Regions from separate parts of the Homo sapiens genome. Here region 2 is linked to region 1. A link is an interaction called in ENCODE POLR2A ChIA-PET data of the cell type or tissue named here. Cell type or tissue: MCF 10A. All regions are shown on one strand. Links, peaks and the distances in the headings refer to the core of each region. The heading gives the core; the rest is flanking DNA. Region 1 overlaps GJB7 (gap junction protein beta 7). Region 2 overlaps CFAP206 (cilia and flagella associated protein 206).

Region 1 (4,403 bases), core at 138-4,137:
GACATACATTCAGTTTTTCCTTTTCATATTCACTAGTTGTAACATCTAACTGCTCAACGATTTCTTGAATATATTTTTCAATTTGAGCCTTAAAAGGAAAAACATTTTCCTTTTAAAAGCATAGCATCATATTTGGTCAAAATGACCTCTCCAACTTTTTCTAAGTTACGAGGCTAAATAGCTTCAAAATTTAGGGCTAACCCCTCTTCACTAAACACCAGACCACCAGTAGCAATAGCTGTATCTTCACGTTGGTTCTTTCTGTTGTCACCAAAATCTGGAGCTTTGACTGCTATGATCTGAAGACCAACTTTTAGCCTATTAAAAATGAATGTACTTCGAGCTTCTCTATCAATATCTTCAGCAATTATGACCAAGGACTTACAGTGAGGATTGGCAATTTAAAGAGCAGGTACAGTGGTCTGGACACTAGAAATTTTCATTTCATTCAATACAACATAGGCATCCTGGAATTCACATTTCTAACCTTTTGACGTATTAATAAAGTATGGAGAAATATAGCCTCAATCAAACTTTATGCCTTTAATAATTTCTAATTCATCATTCAGTGTTTTTCCATCCTTTACTGTGAGGACACCCTTTCTTCCAAATTTATTTGCATCAGAAATGATGTTGACAATTTCTTTGTCTCCATTTGCAGAAATCGTAGCAACCTGAGCAATTTCTCCAGGGGTTGTCATGGTTCAGACAGCTTCTTAAGTTCAGCAATTATAACATCAACAGCTAACATCACACTTCTGATTTCCACAGGATTAGCACTTTTGCTAATCTTTTCAAAGCCTTTCTTGGCAAAAGAGCATGGCAGTACAATAGCACTGGTGATGGCCTCCCCAGCTTCTTCATTTGTGTTATTAGCAACATCTTGAACAAGTTTAACTCCAATATTTTTATGTTTATCCTTTACATCAATTGACTTTGGAACAGTCACACCATCTTTTGTTACTTTAGAACTTCCCCAGTTGATCAATCATTGTTTTTGGCCCTATTGTAACAGCTACAGCATCTGCTAAAAAGTCTACACCCTGAAGCAGTAAGGCTTGGGAATCTGCACCAAATTTTACATCTTTGGCAAAATCCTGTGAGATAAGGGGCTAGTACCCTGGACACCGGTCTCATCTGGCAAGACTGTGGGTAATTGAAGCATTTCTGTCGGATGGCAGCGAGGCGTGGGTGCGGTGAGACAGGTCGTCAGTGGCGAGTGAGGGGCGAGCCCATTTCCATGGTTTTGATTAAATGGCTGAAATTATGCATTTTACACTATAGAAGTTAGTTCTTTCTAGATAATGCTGTTTTCCTCTTGAGAAGTATTTTTTTGTTTTGTTTTGTTTTTAGCTTCTGAGACACAGAGTAGGAACATATCATCTTCATCAGATAAGGACTCCATGTGATTTAGAGTTGGATTTCAGCCCTTTCATTTCTTATTTGCCTTACTGAAATTCTGGGGTATGTACCAGGACTTCTTTACGTTGGCAAACACTGAAGACTAATTTTAACTCACTAGCACCAAGATATGCCAATAGCTCAACTTCAGTCCTCAACCTGACAGTATTCACTTTCCTCTTGGTTCTCCACTTCTTGGCCTGTGCTGCTTCTATATCAGTGAAAACCTAAGGGAAATAGAGAAGGTGAATGTTGGGTTGGCTTCAGTGAATTTTCTTTCTCTCAGTGATCTTGGTTCCACAATCCCCAGTTACACTGGTGGCTCTCTGATGCCTTCAGACAATTTAACTTTGTTTTGTTTTTTAGTTATATTAGCCATTCTAGTTGTTCTCAGCTAGAGGATTGATTGGCCACAAATCTGTCATAGCCAATAGGAGGAGAGCCCTCCATTCCCTTTGATTCTGTCTCTGACTCCAGCCAATACCTGCTTTCAAGGACCAGAACACTTTTACTTACTTTTGATTGATCAAACCTCTTTAATTCTGGTGACAGAGTTGTTCAAACACTCTTTATCTCCTTGCCTTGTCCAAGACAAGCCCTTCTCTGGAGGATCATCATAAGAAAACCAAAGAGAAAGATGGCCCTGCATTCTAGGGTCAAGTGAACTGTTTCTACAAAATCTTTAAGTCCTCAAACCCAGTCTCCTCATTTGCCCTGACCCTGCCTGTCCAGGTGGAGTGAGGAGCACCACTAACTCAGTGCTCATCCTACTAGAAGCTCCTGCCTCATGACACTGTAATCATTTGTGGAAGCCTAGAAATGTTTCTATAATCTACTAGACTAAATTCCTTAAGGAGCTTTTATTTTCTGTATATTCAATTGCCTTTTCATGTGACAGTAACTTGGTTAAATTTTCTCTAGAGAATCAACAAAGATAATTCAGTCATTTCTCTAGTGTAGTTGTTTAAAATGTGCTTTTTATTATTAACAATTTTTAATTTTATATTCTTTTTTCTGATTACTTTTTACTAATAATATTTACACTGGGAATGATCAATTTGTGGAAAACTTCCATTAAGTTTCTCCATATTTGGAAGATTTTTCCACAGACTAAAATCTGCCTTGATATATTTCTCTTCCAAACTCACATTCTTTTGATGCTGGGTATCACTGGACACATCCAAATTGCAATGAGACATTGATCTCTGCTCCTTTGGTTACAACATTGGGTGAGTCAGCACAGTGGGAGGTAGTATGATTCTTGGAAGCTACCCCTATACCATAACACATAGCCATAAATTAACTGTAAATATGATTGAATGTGAACCACATAAATACACCTCACTAAATCAAAACTAAGCCCAAATTAGCTTACCCAAACCCTTCGTTGGGTCCTGTGGCCACTCCAACTCTATCTAACAGGAGGGGAAGTGCAATGAAGGAAAAATTACAGTAGAAAGAGACAGCTGTTTTGACTGATTATGGTTAAAATGTATTTGCAGATTTTACAGAAACATGTTACTATGAGAACATACTGCCCAGGCCCTTCCCAGGGCCTGACAGGGGCCATGAAGCTTAAACTTCATTAGCTTCAGGGTAAATCTACCTTGTATTTAAATATTATTAAAGATCAGCCCCTGCAAAGAGTTGGCTAATTTAGAATGTCGGCTCTGAAATAATCATAGACCAAGAAAAGATGGCTAGGTCTTTTCCCTTTATATAAATTCATACATACGATCTTGGAGAGATTCAGTACCACATCAACCCCCTTCCCCTAATAGTCTCATGTCAATAGGACTTCCCAAGAGGAGGAACAAAAGAGTAATAGTTATTCCCCAAATCCTTTCTCTCTTTCCCTCCAAGTCTTCAGTCCAACACACTTGTAATATTATTTATACTTTTCCTCTTTAACCTTAAATTGAACTAACATTCATTAAATACCTATTACCTGTCAGACGCTGTTACCCAATACCTTCACATTATTGCCAGATAATTAGGGCAACAATTCCTGAGGACATAATGAAGATATAGTTGCAATGAGTCTATTCCAATCACTCTAGATGGGAGATCATTACTTATGTCCATATTTATGTTTCATATATTAATCTACAGGGTACATTTAAAGTATAAGGATTTATATAAATTTTCTAGAATAGGATTCTATTGCCTGTGTTTATGTCTCTATATAAAATTTAACTCTTAAAATAGGATTCTTCTTGGGGGTATGTGTGAAAGTGGTTAAGAATTGTTTATTTGGCAAAAGTTGGTGGAGATCAATTTTTTGTTTGTTTCCCAACACCTGCATTAACATCCCTGTGCACACACAGTTTTTCTTAAGCAAATTCAAATAAGGAAGGAGCAAGATAAAATCCTAGATTTATCTGTCACCTGACTATAGTCACTATTGTACTGTATATACAGCAAATACATTAGTTGGCTCTAAATGTTTTCTGATACTGCACACTTGTTTTCTTAAGATCCACAAAACGCTGAAGAGTGAAATATGGCTTTTCATTTGTTGACTCAACAACCAGAAAACTAATTAGGGCTGGAGGCACATGCCATCATCAACTTAAAGCCCTGTCAAACCCTGAAAGGTCTGAGGCAGTGGTAGCTAAATTGATGTTAGGTAATATGTGAGTTCTTCTTTCTTAGGAAAAATAAGATCTCAAAACATTTCTTGGACATGGAAATTGCTTAGAACATATTTAATGCTTTAAGTGCAAATATTGAAAATATGAGCCCTTCAATTTCTGGGAGGAGACAGGGTATCTGGCTGGGACCAGAGCGGTGGCTCTGCTGACGGTCAGCCATGGTGTGGGGCAACGTCCTTCATGCCACTAGATTGCCAGGCAGCAATGAACTGTGATTAAAATCAAGAGATCAAGACTCACATTTTCATTTGAAAAAGGTTGAAAACTCACTTCAGATATAGAAATGGTGCTAAAATGTGACCATTTCTATGCCCCTCAGATATTCTGTACCCACAGAGTATTTCCCCT
Region 2 (4,403 bases), core at 142-4,141, 120 kb before region 1:
CTGCCAAACAATGTTACATACTTGCTCTGAACTAAAATAAACATAGTATTACTTACATATACACCACTGTTTAACTACAGCATGCTAACAATCATATTATCAAGTACCAATGAAAAAATACAAATTCAACTTCTACCAAAATATTTTCATTAAAATCAAAACCCAACTTTTCTGTTTCTATTTTGATTCCTAACTCTACCAAAGCAATATAAACCGAGCAGTTACTGAGGTTTTCTCCTTAATTAGTGACCTGGTTCTACCTGATGTGGCCTTATATAAAGAGATTGCATTATATAGAAAAGGTCAGGTCTTATGAACTTAACTCACCAAAATGATCTGAAGGAAGACCTCATATTGTCGTATATTATATAGCGCTTCTTTTAACATATATGGCTGAAGTTCAGCCCTCATGAGTGGGTCGTTGGCTGCCTTCTCAAGGATGGCTGTGTAGCGGTATACCTGGCTCCGGGCAGTCTCAAGCTGGTAATCAATATGCTGCATGGTGGCTGGGATTGCTACATGGAGAACAGCTGGCACTGTTTGTAAGAGTATGAAAAGGCAGCCATAAAGGAGACTAAAAACAATTAAGGAGAAGAAGCCTAGAAAGTAGTTACATTTTAAACATTAAGTTAGGGTTTTTCTCCCCAATCAAATTAGTAATAATGAGGCATGTGTTTCCTGGGTCCCACAACATAAAGAAAATCTAGGCCGGGGGTGGTGGCTCACACCTGTAATCCTAGCACTTTGGGAGGCCGAGGCGGGCGGATCACGAGGTCAAGAGATTGAGACCATCCTGGCCAACATGGTGAAACCCCGTCTCTACTAAAAACACAAAAATTAGCTGAGCGTGGTGGCGCATGCCTGTAATCCCAGCACAGGAGAATCACTTGAACCCGGGAGGCGGAGGTTGCAGTAAGCCGAGATCGCGCCACTGCACTCCAATCTGGGCGACAAGAACGAAACTCCATCTCAAAAAAAAAAAAAAAAAGAATCTAAAACAAGTTCAAACAAAAGATATTAACAGAATGATAACCCAGTTACAGTAGGTCAGCTTTTGCCACTAAATATAGAAGAGTTCAGAGAATAGGCAGAGTTTGGTATTATGTGTTGTTAACCATGTGCTTCCAGAAAAGCCACTGACCCTTCCTTTTGTATATCTTCTTTTCTAGTTATTAAAAAAAAAAAAAAAAGGAACGTTTGTTAAGAAACTCATCTGGATGGTGAAAAATGACAGAATAGTCTAGCAAGGGAGGGTCATTTATGAAAATGGAAATTTGACTTTTTAGAACAGTTTTTAAAATAGAAAAAATTACCCTTTTATACTAGATTAGTGATTTGGTGAAAGACACTAACACCTTATCAGTGGGCCTACAGGAGTACCAAATTTCATAAGGAAGTTACTTCTACTGGTAGGTACTTCATTAAATATTTCATAAGTACTTTCAAACTTATAAAGAATGCATTAAGTATATAACCACAAAGTAAATGCCCCCGAATTTAGAGATTTGAAATATCTCCTCGTGGATCTTTTCATTCCATTAACTGCACCAGGAACTGTTTTCAGGAAGATTTTTATTTTTTAAATAACTAAATTGTACTCCCTTTTGGTTACGGACTTGCAGTAATGAACACAAAGCCCTGCTGAACTGGGAGGTTAGCTTTGAGCAGGACCCTTCATTGCTTTCACTGATTCACTTTCTCCTACTAGCTTCATGGTACATAAAATGTAAAGTCTTGCCCCAGCAAAAGTAAAAATCACTACACATTATAAACAGTAGTTATTCTTAAGGAAACAGTAAAAAATGCAAATCTTAAATTTAAGAATGCCAGTGGTGTGTTGTTTATTATTTTCCTCACTGTGCAAGTTAAATTTTAAACATACATAACCTTTAGAATTAATCTAATGATATACCTACAATCATCAATGCCTTCTCCTCCTTTTCCACAGTCTCTGTTAAATAAACGAATTCCAGTAACAATCATGGTGAGTTCTTTCAGCTGGCGTTCTTTGTCCTTCTTAGAAAGAGTTAGAAATGTCCCAAGCTCTGCCTGAGGAAAAACACTCTGTAGAGCAGCTAAAATAAACCAGAAAAAAAAAAAAGGAAAACAAAATGATAGAATAAAGATATCAGACGTTAAATAACGTTTTTCTTTAGCAGCAAGTTAAGGGTCTGAGTTACTTATATGATTCTTTAAATTACTGATACCTGATTATAGGATACATAATAAAACTTATCACGCATCAAAGCTGGATTACTGAGAGTTATGCCATTGCCTCATGTCCATTTTTAATAATTAAGCATCCAGCAGTAACTTTTTGGCAATGGGCATGAAAACAAGCTTTCTAATTAGGGATCTGAGCCAAAAAATGGATGCTTTAAAATAATTATGGAAGAAAGCCATAGGAGAGCTAGACATTTTTCCTATTCCTCATTTTAAAGGATGAAAGAGGGCAAAGACTTCCTAAGGATAAAATGGTGCCCCATTCCATCACCCATTTTAAATGACAGACTCAATTTCTTTCATCAATATGAAATATCCGTTTTCAGCTTTTCCATTTACTCAATCAGCCTGGTACCCTCAATCCTACTATCAATGTTTCTCTAATGGGGTGTAATAGGTGCCTAGATATGTACAGCTCTAGGAAAATTAGCAATATTTCACTTTCTAGAGGTGCTACTTGAGTTTTAGAATGGATACACAGTGTAAAAGGAGACTGGGTACATTTTAACTCATTTGTGCTGATTTTTTTTTTTTTTTCAGATAAAAAGGGAACTTCAATCTTTAACACTTCTAATTTAACATGTTTTATAAAATACAATGACCATATATTTTCACTTATGAAATGGAAATTGGTTATACTTTTTACCTGTTACCTCTCTGACAGTCTTGATGTCTGTAGGGGATCCAAGGCCAGAGCGGAGTAACACATAGCTGATAATCTTCCGGTAGAGGCTTTCCAATTCTTCTTTAGCACATGCTCTGTTATCTGTAATTTCTCGGGTAACAGAGCCTAATCTAGACTCTAGGACCCGGTGATGTTCTTCGAGAAATTCCACTAAAATTGCCAAATAACAATGTTCTATATATTTAATTTTTAGAATTCTTCTTACGTAAGAACTAGAGAAAAACTGGATTGGATATGGCAATTCTACTTCAGGAAAACAAGTAATTTCTTAAGCTGTAATAATGAAATAAAAAACAGTGGCCAGCATGTAGCCTCAAGACAAAAATCCAGGAGGGAAGATTTATTACAGTGACTTAAATGGAATACTTTGTCAAAACACCTAAGACTTTAAACAGCCAAACTAAACAGGAGATATCAGAAAAGGCTAAAACCTCCCAATTAAGCAGAAAATAAAGAAGACCATTTCTACAAAATATATATTATATATTTTAATTTTAATACTATATGAAAAAATAAATATATACATATTATATATTTATGCTATATGTAAGCACATGTAGTATACTATACATAAGCATATATAGTAGCAGAAATATATATGTAGTATATATGTTCCTTTCGGTTACGTGTATTTTTATTTCAGTTCTAGATAAATTTCCTCTGAAAAGCATTATTGATAATACGATGTTGCATCGAGAACTGTATCCCTCCTCATTCCTCCTGTGATATGCTGAGGGACAGGCTTCACTTTGGCAGGACACTATGTTCCCTGAGTTGTTGCAAGTACAATTCTGCAATGACTCTATAAGACAACCCATATTACTATTACAAGGTCAATAATTAACATATCCACCACGCACAGTTTATACCTATACCCTTGCCACAAAACCAACTGAGAACTTTTTGCAAATTAAAAATATGTTTAAATAACAAATTTAAAAATCTATAGGTTAAATTTTATCAATTATATGACTATTTCTTGCTTTAAAATTTCACTATTAAGCAAAAACGCAAGATATATACTTTTACATAGGTAGCATAACTGAAACTAACAAAGAGAAACATCACCAAATTGTTAATAATGATTGTACTATACAGTAGAGGTAGAGGTAGTCCATAGAGAAATAGACTTGTTTTATATAGCAGGTGCAGAGGCAGTCCATAGAGAATTACATTTTCCTTTTTCTTTTGTTTCCAACTTGTCTTTGATGTATGCATTAAATTATTTACATAATGAGCCAGGCATGGTGGCTCACACTGATAATCCCAGCACTTTGGGAGTCTAAGGCGTAGACAGATCGCTTGAGGCCTGGATTTCGACACCAGCCTGGGCAACATGGTGAAATCCCGTCTCTACTAAGAATACAAAAATTAGCTGGGCATGGTGGCACACACCTATAGTCCCAGCTACTCGGGTGGCTGAGGTGGGAGAATTGCTTCAACATGGGAGTCAGAGGTTGCAGTGATCTGTGGATCGTGCCACTGCACTCCTGCC

Evidence for each region. ChIA-PET counts read pairs that join two places held together with the same protein. Peaks named below come from ENCODE experiments on the same cell type or tissue, not always from the same donor. Only the 100,000 strongest peaks of a DNase experiment are listed, where the experiment ranks them.
Region 2: POLR2A ChIA-PET joins it to region 1 with 6 read pairs; 3 of 35 experiments call an interaction of 5 or more read pairs at or near these places.

What each region holds. Positions count from the first base shown.
Region 1 is chr6:87,295,534-87,299,936 of GRCh38, reverse strand. The region is part of intron 2 of GJB7 (gap junction protein beta 7); the gene reads left to right. It also overlaps the pseudogene HSPD1P10. Among named protein-coding and RNA genes, the nearest start is that of SMIM8, 25 kb to the left of the region's middle. In MCF 10A, for the core only: no CTCF peak of the experiment used is centred there; a DNase peak (open chromatin) is centred at 2,616.
Region 2 is chr6:87,414,341-87,418,743 of GRCh38, reverse strand. CFAP206 (cilia and flagella associated protein 206) reads right to left here. Exons shown (of 13, transcript NM_001031743.3): 5 at 2,870-3,058; 6 at 1,917-2,075; 7 at 328-536. Among named protein-coding and RNA genes, the nearest start is that of CFAP206, 8.6 kb to the right of the region's middle. In MCF 10A, for the core only: no CTCF peak of the experiment used is centred there; no DNase peak of the experiment used is centred there.